Regions from separate parts of the Homo sapiens genome. Here regions 1 and 3 are each linked to region 2. A link is a contact called in ENCODE Hi-C or POLR2A ChIA-PET data. All regions are on one chromosome and are shown on one strand. The core of a region is the stretch at or near the end of the contact, and the rest is flanking DNA. Distances in the headings are between cores, read along the strand shown. Region 1 holds the start of TIMM10 (translocase of inner mitochondrial membrane 10). Region 2 holds the start of LINC02739 (long intergenic non-protein coding RNA 2739). Region 3 holds the start of SLC43A3 (solute carrier family 43 member 3).

Evidence for each region. Hi-C counts contacts between places; a loop is a spot of excess contacts on that map. ChIA-PET counts read pairs that join two places held with the same protein, here RNA polymerase II (POLR2A). Pooled maps may share reads with other maps.
Region 1: a loop to region 2 is called in a pooled map, with 4 times the contacts of the local background. The contact joins the promoter of TIMM10 here to the promoter of LINC02739 in region 2. A Hi-C loop is called at or near these places in 6 of 50 pooled maps.
Region 3: a pooled map shows a loop between it and region 2 (2.3-fold over the local background). The contact joins the promoter of SLC43A3 here to the promoter of LINC02739 in region 2. A Hi-C loop is called at or near these places in 2 of 168 maps with a recorded cell type or tissue (CD4-positive, alpha-beta memory T cell and endothelial cell of umbilical vein) and 11 of 50 pooled maps. POLR2A ChIA-PET finds 5 or more read pairs at or near these places in 1 of 52 experiments (PC-9).

Annotation. Positions count from the first base shown.
Region 1 is chr11:57,529,492-57,533,637 of GRCh38, forward strand. It overlaps TIMM10 (translocase of inner mitochondrial membrane 10), which reads right to left and starts at 1,263. Exons shown (of 3, transcript NM_012456.3): 1 at 1,167-1,263; 2 at 628-743. The coding sequence starts at 698. RefSeq lists an enhancer at 1,263-1,442.
Region 2 is chr11:59,563,413-59,567,674 of GRCh38, forward strand. It overlaps LINC02739 (long intergenic non-protein coding RNA 2739), which reads right to left and starts at 2,718. Exons shown (of 5, transcript NR_187292.1): 1 at 1,603-2,718. TRF-GAA2-1 (tRNA-Phe (anticodon GAA) 2-1) reads right to left here and starts at 3,040; the gene lies at 2,968-3,040. RefSeq lists enhancers at 2,012-2,513, 2,359-2,538, 2,514-3,013.
Region 3 is chr11:57,425,143-57,429,256 of GRCh38, forward strand. It overlaps SLC43A3 (solute carrier family 43 member 3), which reads right to left and starts at 1,979. Exons shown (of 14, transcript NM_199329.3): 1 at 1,920-1,979; 2 at 1,446-1,510; 3 at 847-1,210; 4 at 399-528. The coding sequence starts at 1,030. RefSeq lists enhancers at 1-703, 396-1,595, 704-1,496 and a silencer at 1,739-2,098.

The DNA.
Region 1 (4,146 bases), core at 13-2,512, 2.0 Mb before region 2:
TCTTCATAATGAGGAAACCAATTGTCAAACAGTGCAAGTAACATGTCCAATTATACTGCTGGTGATTGGTGGAGCCAGGATTTGTTCCCAAATTTGCCAAATGGTTATGAGCACTAGTTGCAGAATCAGACTGAGGTGCTAGTTCTGGCATTGTTACTGACCAGCTGCCGACCCTAAGGAAGTTACTTAACCTCTAGAATCATCAATTTCCTCATTTTAAGACGGGACTAATAAAATTAACCCACTGGATTATTTTGAAGATTAACAAGTGCCTGACACAGAATAAAGGGTTTTAAAATGTTAACTACTAAATGGGCTGGCTATGTGCTATTTGTCAAGAGGCAAATACTCAGCTTTTCTTGGAACCTAACCAGAGCCTGGATTGGAGTTTCTCTTCCTGCTTGGCTCCTGCATTGCCAGTTCCATCCCCATCTAAATGCCCAACTCATTCTAGTGACCCTTTACTGCATCTACATTAGGATCAACCTTGAAGGTGGGTGTGGGGAGGGTAAGCATGGGCCTCAGGCTCCCCTACATTCAGGAAGGAATTTGTCATAAGTCATTCACCTTCGATAAGGGTGACCAAGACTTATTTTCCAAGACAGGGTAGCACATAGTTCTCTTTACCTGTTGTACATATCGGCCATCATCTCCACCTCCAGCTCCGCAGCCAGCTGTTGGGCCCTGAGAGGATCCATCTCAGCCTAGCACCGTGGAAGGGATCTCCTTCTGGCCTCCTAATCCTGGGAGCAGACATCACCATCAGCACCCACCGCCGCCGTTCACTCTCCTACCCCTGGGGCTAGAGGATACAGAGGACTCACAGGGCGCCAGACCACCACGGGCCACTAACCTCAGTGAGCTTAACCACCCCATTTCACGGATGTGGAAACTGAGGCCTAGCCCAAGGTCGCACAGGACGTCTATGGCGAGCCTGGAAATCGAGCCCCGGATCTCTGATGCCCCAGTTCCTGGAGGTCACCTCTATTCAGGAGATCGAGGACCGGAGGAGAACTCTCTAACCCACGAACCTGAACCTCCAGGGCCCTGGGAATGGGATCATACGCTGAACAGAGGCGACCGGGACCCAGCCCAAAGGCTACACCTCTGAAATGGCGACGCCATCATCAGGGCCACATTGAATTCAGAGGTCATGTGTCACTTACCACTGCCTGGGACGGATCACAATGCCCACGGAGACCCCAACTTCTGACAAATACTATAACGTTACCCGCCTCCCGAGAGGCTCCAGCGGAAGCACGTGGGTTACTTCCGGGAGGAAAGTCCCGCCTCTTCTTTGATTCAAACTCGCTTCCGGAATTAAATACCAACGAGACGGCGCCGGGAACTCGGCGATCATAGAGAGGGAGCGGCTGGCGCCGGGCGAAGAGGAAGGCGACTTGCCAGTGCTAGAGAGGACACCAAAGTACCATAGAAGCTTGGGCGGGGTGCAGAGCGTCTGCAGCCCGATCAGAATTCAAGTCCTTTGGGATGTCACCGAGCGGCTTCAGTTTATTGGTTCTGTAGGAAGAGGCGTGGCGACAGACACCTGTGAACCTCACCCCCGTTCCAGACAGCCGACTCCTGTGCGCAAATCAGGCGTGGAGAAGGAAGAACGCCCCCAAACAGCGGTTCTGTTTTTGTTTCGCGTTAAAATCACCTGGAACGTTTTTAAACATCCCAGTGCCCAGGACTCACCTCATTTCAATTAAATCAGAATCTCTGGGAGTACAGTTTAAAATTCCTCAGGCAGCAATACAATTTAAAATTCCCCAGGTGATTCGTATGTACAGCCAAATTTGAGAAGCAGTGCTCCACGGGACGTTGTGCGATTACTGCTGTGTGTAGGTCACACTAAGCCCCGTCTGGGGTTGCAAAGATAAGCGAGATAGGCTTCCTGTTCGCAGAAAGACAAGACGTGTAAAATATGTTTTCTTCAACAGTTAGAGGTCCTCAGCCACAAAGAGATAATAAAAGCAATTTCGGCTGCCACCAGGGCTAATCTTGGGTGAGGGAAAGAAGGGTACTGGTGAACTTTCCAACTTTCAAGACTTAATGTGTTCTTCAAACTGCACCATTCACTCATTCCCCACTAAAAAGAAGGAAACAAGGAAACAATACTCAGTCCCTTGATTTGTCACACAATTTCCTGGTAAAATAAATTTACAAGATGTAAATTAATGACGCAAGGGCACATTGCCCATTGGAAAAGGTGGGCTAGACATTTTCTGTGTGGTCATCATAAGCTTCCCTAATTGTCCAAGACCATCCTAATTTTAAACAATTGACCTTTCTACTGCTTTGAAGACTCATCTTTGCCAAACTTGTGCCCTGATTTTTAAAGATTGGGGTATAACATTCATAAAGTGCATAAAATACACGAATGTTAAGCTTAATTAAATATATATGTATCTATATATGTACATTTGTATAACCGCCATCCAGATCAAGATATAAAATACTTCCTGCACCCCAAAAAGTTATCTTGTGTTCCTTCCCCATCAATACCCCCTCTCGAAGTTAACCACTATTCTGACCTCTATCACCATCAATTAGTTTTCCTTGTTCTTGAACTTCGTGTAAATGGAATTATACATTATTTTCTATTTTGTGCCTGACTTCTTTAGCTCAATGTACCTGTAAGATTTCCTCCATATTGTTGTGTGCATCTGTTATTCCTTCTGTTTTATTGCTGTCTAGTGTTTGATTGTATGAGTATGCCACAATTCATCTATCCATTCTCCCGTTGGTGGATGTTTGGATTGTTTCCAGTTTTTGCCTATTATGCAATAATGCTGCTATGATACTCTTGTACAGATGGACATATCTTGCCTTGGTTTTTGCCTTTGAAAATATAGTCAACATTGGCCGGGTGCAGTGGCTCACGCCTGTAATCCCAGCACTTTGGGAGGCTGAGGTGGGTGGATCACCTGAGGTCAGGAGTTCGAGACCAGCCTGGCCAACTTGGTGAAACCCCATCTCTACTAAAAATACAAAAAAGTAGCCCGGTGTGGTGACGGGTGCTTGTAATCCCAGCTACTCAAGAGGCTAAGCAGGAGGCTAAGGCAGGAGAAACACTTGAACCCGGGAGGCAGAGGTTGCAGTGAGCCAAGATCGCACCATTGCACTCCAGCCTGGGCAACAAGAGTGAAACTCCGACCCCCCACTCCCCGCAAAAAAGAAACATTATGGAAAGTTAAGAAACTGCGTGGGAAAAGGAGATGGTTTCTTACAAGAGGAATCTTGCAATATCTACTGGGCCTTATGAAAGGTTGCATACTGTATGATTTCATTTAAGTAACATTCTCAAAATCACAAAATTATAGAGATGGAGAAGAGATTTCTGATTGTCTAGTGTTAGGGTTGATGGGGAGATAGAAGTGTACCTGTAAAGGGTAGCACAAGAGAGATCTTTGTGTTGATGGATAATTCTGTATCCTGATTGTGGTGGTGGTTACAAGAATCTACACAGGTGATAAGATGTCATAGAACTGGCAGGGTGCGGTGGCTCACGCCTGTAATCCCAGCACTGTGGGAGGCCCAGGCGAGCGAATCACAAGGTAGGAGTTCGAGACCAGCCTTGTTGGTGAAACTCCGTCTCTACTAAAAATACAAAAAATTAGCTGGGGGTAGTGGCGGGCACCTGTAACCCCAGCTACTCAGGAGCCTGAGGCAGGAGAATCGTTTGAACCCGGGAGGTGGAGGTTGCAGTGAGCCGAGATCGTGCCACTGCACTCCAGCCCAGGCGACAGAGTGAGACTCCGTCTCAAAAAAAAAAAAAAAGCCAGGCGCGGTGGCTCACACCTGTAATCCCAACACTTTGGGAGGCCGAGGCGGGTGGATCACGAGGTCAGGAGATCGAGACCATCCTGGTTAACATGGTGAAACCCCGTCTCTACTAAAATAAAAAAAATCAGCCGGGTGTGGTGGCATGCGCCTATAGTCCCAGCTACTCAGGAGGGCGAGACAGGAGAATCGCTTGAACCCGGGAGGCGGGAGGCAGAAGTTGCAGTGAGCCGAGATTGTGCCACTGCACTCCAGCTTGGGCGACAGAGCAAGACTCGGTCTAAAAAAAAAAAAGAAAGAAAAAAAAAGTCATAGAACTACTACACACACACATTGTACCAATATAAATTATCTGGCTTT
Region 2 (4,262 bases), core at 1,468-3,967:
AACCTCCGCCTCCCAGGTTCAAGCAATTCTCCTGTCTCAGCCTCCCAAGTAGCTAGGATTACAGGCATGCGCCACCATGCCTGGCTAATTTTTGTATTTTTAACAGAGATGGGGTTTCACCATGTTGGCCAGGCTGGTCTGCAACTCCTGACCTCAGGTGATCTGCCCGTCTCGGCCTCCCAAAATGCTGGGATTACAGGCGTAAGCCACCGCGCCTGGCCTATAGCAAAGTTTTTAGGAGAATTCCTTCTTCTTCAGAAACTCCAGTCTTTGCTCTTAAAGGCTTCAGCTGATTTAATGAGGCACATTATAAAGGGTGATCTTCTTTACCTGGAGTCTACTGATTTAAACGTTAATCACATGTAAAAAATACCTTCATTGCCAGGGGCTGTGACTCATACCTGTAGTCTCAGCACTTTGAAAGGCCGAGGCAGGCAGATCGCTTGAGCTCCAGAGTTCGAGACCAGCCTGGGCAACATGGCGACACCCCGTCTCTATAAATACAAAAAATTAACCGGACGTGATGCTGCGTACCTGTGGTCCCAGCTACTAGGGAGGCTGAGGCCAAAGAATGACTTGAGGCCCAGGAGGTTGAGGCTGCAGTGAACTGTGATGGTGCCACTGCACCCCACCCCTGGGCAACAGAACAAGACCCTGTCTCAAAAGAAACAAACCAAAAACACCTTCCTAGTAACATCTAGAATGGCGTTCGACCAAACCTCATGAAAAGTTTAATTCTCTAGTCTATTAGATGATCAGTTGGGGTTTCTTCTTATTGATCACCATTGGACTTTCAAGAGCCCCTCATCAAAATACATCTTTCCACCCAAGAACTCAACGATTTTGGGGCTGAAGCCCCATATCAGCTAGCATATTGGCAAACATTAACAGAAAGAGGAGAGGGGTATAAATAGGCCTAAAAACCATATGGCTGGCTTCATTTTGCCTTTTACCACACTGCGAGTTCTTAGAATGTGACACATGGATCTCCTTCCTCTCCCTCCATGGTCCAGCCTGACTAAAAAGAAGGCACTCCCTAAGTGTGTTTTTCCATTGCCTTGCCTTGAGTGGAGTGGCTCATCTTTTTTTTTTTTTTTTTTTTTTTTTTTTTTTGAGACGGAATTTCGCTCTTGTTGTCCTGGCTGCAGTGCAATGGTGTAATCTCCGCTCACGGCAACCTCTGCCTCCTGGGTTCAAGCGATTCTCCTGCCTCAGCCTCCCGAGTAGCTGGGATGACAGGCGTGCGCCACCACGCACGGTTAATTTTGTATTTTTAGTAGAGACGGGATTTCTCCATTTTGGTCAGGCTGGTCTTGAACTCCCAACCTCAGGTGATCCGCCCGCCTCAGCCTCCCAAAGTGCTGGGATTACAGGCGTGAGCCACTATGCCCGGCTGTGGTTCATCATCTTAATGAGGCTTTCTACTGAAATTCAATCCATATCCTCCGAGTTCCACTGACCTCCGCCCCCATGCCAGACAAGCATGGACAACTCTGGAAGCCTAGAAACTGGTGGATGGCCGATTCCCGGGGTGTTTCCTAGTGATCTCTGCCAGGAGCTTCTCTGTTGGTGCTGATAACAAATTAGCCAATGGATACAAACCTGTTTTGTAAACTGCCAGGTGTTGAAGATCAAACGGTGTCCTCTGAAATTCAGTTCTTCCTGCATACAGCGTCTGGATATCTTTGCTGGGGTGGGGAAGGTGGTGCATAGGGTTCAGAGGGGTGCAAGGATATGATGTACAAGTGACTTGCAATTTGGAAAATAAAAATACAGGGTGTCCAGTTAAATCCAATTTCACAGAAACAACAAATATGTACTTTGTATATTCCATGCAATATTTGGGACATGTTTATACTAAAAAGTATTTGTTGTTTCTCTGAAATTCAAATTTTGGCCGGGTTCAGTGGCTCGTGCCTGTAATCCCAACACTTTGGGAGGCTGAGGCAGGAGGATGACCTGAGGTCAGGAGTTCGGGACCAGCCTGGCCAACATGGTGAAACCCTGTCTCTACTAAAAATACAAAAATTAGCCGGGCACCTGTAATCCCAGCTACTCCGGAGGCTGAGGCAGGAGAATCACTTGAACCCGGGAGGCGGAGGTTACAGTCAGCCGAGATCACGCCACTGCACTCCAGCATGGGAGCAAGACTCCATCTTAAAAAAAGAAAAAAGAAAAGAAAAGGAAAAAGAAAAAAAAGGAAATTAATTGGACGTCCTGTATTTGGTCTTCTAACCCTAGTGTAGATTTAAACTAGAAAGGGCTTCCGATCTCTGTCTCCCGCCCCACCTAAGAGCTGTTCTAGGGTCCTTGTTATTGTTTTTGTTTTCTTTTTTAAAGACAGAGTTTCACCGTGTTGGCCAGGCTGGTCTCGAACTCATGACCTCAAGTAATCCGTCCGCCTCGACTTCCCAAAATGCTGGGATTACAGGCGTGAGCCACCGCGCCCGGCCCCGGTCCTTGTTACGGTTTAAAAAGCTGGACAAAGCCCGTGCGCCGAACGCTTTCGAGGACTTCTTTGGCCAAGAGGGGGCCCGGGCTGTCACCATTCCCGGCAAGCCCGCGACCAAGCAGGCAGCGGAGGCGGCGCAGGCCGAGAGCTCCCGCCCCTCTGACAGTGAGAGAAGGGTCGCAGCGCCCACGGCTGCCTAGAACCCGAAAGAAGAGGAGCGGGGTGCGGGGACACAGGGTTGCTCAAGAAAGTGAGCTATGCGCAGTGCTCCGGAAGAGCTTGTCTCAAACCAGGTCCCAAGTGAGGGCAGAGGCGTAACTTCGTACTGGGCAGTTTAAAAGGTAAGACATATGTCCCCAGTATCCTCCCTCCCAGGGGAAAATGACGATAAGGTTTCCCTTAACTGCCCCAGCCCGCGTGAGAACCCACAGGGTGTTGACCCTGTTAACTGCAGAAAGACCCTGTTAACTGCAGAAATCACATGTAGTGATGACTAACGCCTAAAACGGAAGCGCTGCCGAAACCCGGGATTGAACCAGGGACCTTTAGATCTTCAGTCTAACGCTCTCCCAACTGAGCTATTTCGGCTGCCGTGGAAGACGTTTTTCTTTTTTTCTACATAATTATAATAAAATAGTATTTGTTCCGTGGTAACAAAGATCATATGGATTCAGCTAGAGGTAGGCATTTTACAAATGTTACAAAGGTGATAAGGCAAGGCCCTTGTTTACAAACTGAAGTGATAAATCACTTTTCTCAGGGTTTTTTGTTGTTGTTGTTGTTTTAAGTTCCCTGCAATTTGCTTTTTTCATTTAAAAACATATTATGGACTTTTTTCATGGCAGTTATGTAGACCTATCATACTTTTTAATCCACGTTCGCCAGTATTGGATTGTATGGTTATAACATAATCTATGTAATCAAACTGACAACTATCAGCTTTTTTACCTTTTTCTATATCTCATTATTAAAAACAATACTGCCATAAATTTTTAAAATATACTTGTTTTTCTTGTGCAAAGGCAGATTTTGCAAGGTAGATATATATAAACATTGTGATTTTTACAGATATCTTCAGATTGAAATCCAGGATATATAGAAGAGGTAAGGAAGGCCATTTGTAAAGGCTTCAAATGTAGACTTTCAATGCTACCTCCACATGAGGTAAACATAGAGTCACTGTACAGTATTTGTTAAAAGCATTGATTTGCTAAACCTAGCATTAAAAATATACCTCAATTTTTGGAATACCATCTTGGCATTTTTCATTTTTAAATATATATAGTCAAAAAAAAGAATTAAGTCAGGCTTCCCTCAAACTCTAAGAAGCAAGTTGTGGTTTAATAATATCTCTAATATGCTGATTTTATTCCTCCTCCACCTCCCATTTCATAATTTTCATCTCTTGCATTTATTCACTGAAAAATGTTTTAGCCAGATGCGGTGTCTCTGGGAGGCCAAGGCAGGCGGATCACCTGAGGTCGGGAGTTCAAGACCAGCCTGACCAACATGGAGAAACCCCGTCTCTACTAAAAATACAAAATTAGCCGGGCGTGGTGGTGCACGCCTGTAATTCCAGCTGCTCGGGAGGCTGAAGCAGGAGACTCCCTTGAACCAGGGAGGTGGAGGTTGCAGTGGGCCGAGATTGCGCCATTGCACTCCAGCCTGAGCAACAACAGCAAAACTCCGTCTCAAAAAAAAAAAAGTTTTATATAAACTCCATAAGGCTGTTAGAATAATTCAATGCTTTGTATTCACTTGCTTCATAAATAAGGAGCCAGCATGGACTCATTACAATTTGAAATAAAAG
Region 3 (4,114 bases), core at 729-3,228, 2.1 Mb before region 2:
GGATGTGAGGCTGTGCAGGGGATGAGGACAAGGATCCTTGGGGTGAAGGAAGAGAAGAGCAATTTTAGGTTTTGCTAATTTTGTAACCCTGGCTCCAAGCCAGCCCTTACAGGAAGTCACCCTGGCCTCCGGCTCAATTCAGCACGTGATAGGGAAGCCACATTTATGCAGAGCAGGGAACGAGGTAAGGAAATGGAAGTGGGGCTGTGGTGAAGTGGGCAAGTCTAGAGAGAGTCCCGCTGCCTGGGGCTGTTCCTAACAGCTGCTGGGAGCGAGCTGCAGGTGTGGTGCCTGGCAGGGTGGCCGGGCTGTCTGACTCTGGATTTCACTCCAAGCTAGGCTGCTGCCTGAAGGATTCCTCTTACCCACCTTTGCCTGGGCTGGCCTTTGGGACTTACATGGCTATGAGGCGTGCCACGGTGGTCTTGAACCGGTCAAAGATGTAGCCAGTGGGGAATGTCATGAAGTTGTTCATGAAGGACCCCAGGGTGAAGATGAGTGAGAACCTCTCATCCTGGGCTTTGCAGTCTGGAGTAGAAAAAAGGTCTCCCATGCATCCCAGCCTTCCTGCCAAATGAGCACACAGGCTGGGCTCCCCTCCACCTCAGACAGCTTGTCGGTCGCAAACTTGTCCCTTAAGCTGAGTTGAAATGTGGCTGCCCCTAATTACCCCTCAGGAGCTGGTGCCTCCCTCCCAGGCACTTCCCAGATCAAGTGGGGTGAGAGCTGCTGACCCTTCCTCTCATCATAGAAAGAGGGGTGGGCAGGGGGCAGAGTCCTTCCTGCTCCTTGCCACCACGTGGGAGCCAGACTTAACTTCCTTAGAAAAGTCATCCCTGCCCTTACCAGCCTGCCCTGTGGCATTGCCAATCGGCCCAGCATCTGGTCCACACAGATCCTTAAAGTAATCTTCATTCTTGAAGACAAACACTAGTGAAGGCCAGCCAAAGAGGACGCCAGCAAAGCCCAGGCATTCCAGCAGCCCAGTCAGCAGTGTGGCCACGTGCAGGGGCAGGCCCTGGCCCGCCATGAGCAGAAGTGGAGTGGATCTTCAAATCCCACTTTGTCCTCCTGGACGGATCACAGGCGCCGTAAGCCTGGCGTTTGAGCACTTGGAAAATTCCTCTGGCAAGCCAAGCCCTTCCTTTCCCGTAGCTCTCTGGTTGTTTCAGGCCTGGGCAAAAACCATCAGCGGGTGATTCTCTGGATCCTGTAGAATAAAGATAGAGGCTGCTGGAAGAGGAGGCCTGCGGGAAAGGGAAAGGTAGACTAGAGTTATTTGTGAGGTGCATTAAGAGGCAGGATGATCATGGCCGCTGGCAGCAAATGTGGGGAATAAATACTCCAATACATCATCTTAGGCACTGCATTTGAGTAACCACGTGGCAAGTAGAGAGGCAGGTCTTGATGGCCACCTGGAGTCACAGGTGAGATAAACGACTTACCCAATAGCTCCCCGGGAGCAGGTGGAGAAGCGGAGCTCCTGCGCTCGAATTCTGAATACCGTCCCCTAAAATAATGACAGCAACTCAACCAGGTGCAGAGGCAGGGAGATTTCATACAGAAGACACAAACTCCCGCTGCCAAGTTGGTGTTATCTTCAGTTTACTGACAATGAAACAAAAGCTCCCATGGATTTCAGGAACTTGCCCAAGGTCACAGGGCTAGTTTAGTCACGACGCAGGCCATTCTACTGCCAGAAATACCCCCAACTCCCATGACCCTCGCCTAGGACTCGCAAACCTGGTCCCCGCCGCCCTTCCTCGCATCAACTTCTACCAGGAAAGCCTCCGGGGGCCGCTCCCCGCCAGCCTCCGCACCCCGCTCCAGCCTGCGGCCTGCCCTCCCCGCAGAGGAGCCCGAGGGGCCAGGCCGCGCTCGGCGCCCCATGGCGCCCGAAAGGGGACCCTTCGCCCTACCCGCCTGCTCCGCGCCGGGGCTCTCCGCGCCCTTTCCGCACGGGCCAGGTTCGCATTCGCGCCTCTCGCAGCCCCTCCCAGTCCCCTGCTCGCCTCCGCCCCCTCCTGCCCGCCCGGAAGGGGCTGGGGCAGACCTCCCACTCTCCATCACTTCCTTCTTCTTTTCCCTTGCTCACAGCCTCCCGCGCCCTTTTTACCTCTCCCTCTTGAAACTTCTCCCTCTAGAACCCCCTAGAACCCCAGCGGTGTCTTTCCCTCCCTCCTCGCTGCCTTTCAGCCTCCCAGCCCCCTTGCCTCTGCCTCCCCTAACCAAGTTAGTTGAATGCTGTTACTCGCTCAGGCCCACCTAGGGAAAATGTCACACCCAGCACCCAGAGGACACACAGACAGCACATGAGGGCATAGGGACACACACACTCTATTTGTGCATTTTGCCTTGACCGCTGGGTTGGCAGGGAACATATTTTTCCTATTTGCTCACCAGCTTAACCGTCTCTCCCAGTTTCACACTCCCAGAGCTGCCAAAAAAATCCCAACCACAGAATCAGGAAGCCAAGAACCAGGACTGAGGGCTTTTCAGAAACCATCCCCTGGAGGACTGCCCCATATTTTCACTCCCAAAAACCCCTTAGATGACTCCCTGCCTCACCCCCGCCCCCCAGGTTCTGAAAGAGCCTTCCCGCCAGACTGCATTGATTAACCATTCATTGCCCCATTTTTTATTAATCAAAGACATATATAATTGCTCATCGGAGCTTGTGATCAGCGTGAGGCCTTACTAAGCAGCTGCCTTACTATCCTTCCAGCCCAGAGCACGTGAGCTGACGTCTTCTTTGGCCTGTGTGGCCGTTTCCTTGCCAAAAGCTCAGTTTGGGGAGAGCTTCTTGCGTATTAGATGCAGTCTGCAGACTCCCAACCCCAGCTACCTGGATCCCCTGAGGGCCCAGGAACTCCAGCTATTCCAAGCCCACTCCTCTTTTTTTTAAGAGGAAGAAATAGAGGTTACGATAGGGGACAGCCAGAACTGAGGATTTTCCAGCTCACCACCAAAGCACAAAAGATAAAAGTCTGCAACCACCCTAGTGACTTGACTGAATGGAGGAAGGGTGGCTGGGGTCCTGTACCCCAAGCTACTCACTAGTTATACAACCTGAGGCAAGCTCTTTGGCTGCCCCACCTGTAAGACGAGGACAATAGTACCTTAATTATAGGAATTGTCATAAAAGAAGTATAAGATGGGTGTATGAGGTCCCTGCATGGCGCAGGTGCTATAGGCAGATTGTAGGGTAGTAGATTTTCTAGTCTGCAGTTATGTAGACAGAGCCAGAGAAGCAGCTCTGGGGAGGAATTTCAAAGGAACTTGCCCACGGTCATTCTACAAAGCTGCAGTACCTTCCCAACTCTGAAACGTATGCTCTCATCACCCCGTCTTAACAAACATTTGGACATTAGAGAAAACAAGTCTTTTCTTAAAATAACATTATTTATGGGAGAAAATCCACAAAAATATAGCATCCCAGGACAAACAGGGCTTAAGATGCAAGATTTTCTATTTTACTGCAAGACACAAAGACTCTGAAATTAATGCATGCCCTATCTTCTGCTCTGGCATACATTTTAGTCTCCTGGGGGGATCAGTAAGTGTGGAAGTAGCAAGGGAGAAACAGAAAAAAGTCAAAGTAAAGAGACAGATTTTAGAATGTTAATCTGCAGGAGCCTGCCAGAAAGATCTAGCTCATGGGCTATCTGTACATCCAGGACTGAAGCACGGGACACGGGGCAGGTCGTCCAGGGTTCTGTCCACCTTATCTTGTTACCTCTCTTGACTCTTAGAGCCTCCACTCCACATCTCCCATCAATGTCTGCAGAAGACGTGGCCTCCACTAACACAAGTCTTACTGAACTGATGGGACAGGAAATTAGAATATCCTCTGAACCATTCCCATGTTCTTTGGTTCGAATTCCAGCAGCTAGAAAAGGCAGATGCTATTCTGATCACTCTCCTGCGTGGCTCCAATGAGGATTAATGAGTAACATCAGAGAGAGAAGTGATTATAATAAGGTCTGACGGTGCACCCGATGTCTTCATCCTTTTCTCTTCGCCTCCTTCCTCATCATCTCACACCTTTTTTTTTTTAATTGACTGATTGGTTCAACAAATACATGTGGTACCTCAGGCTCTGTGCCAAGTGCCG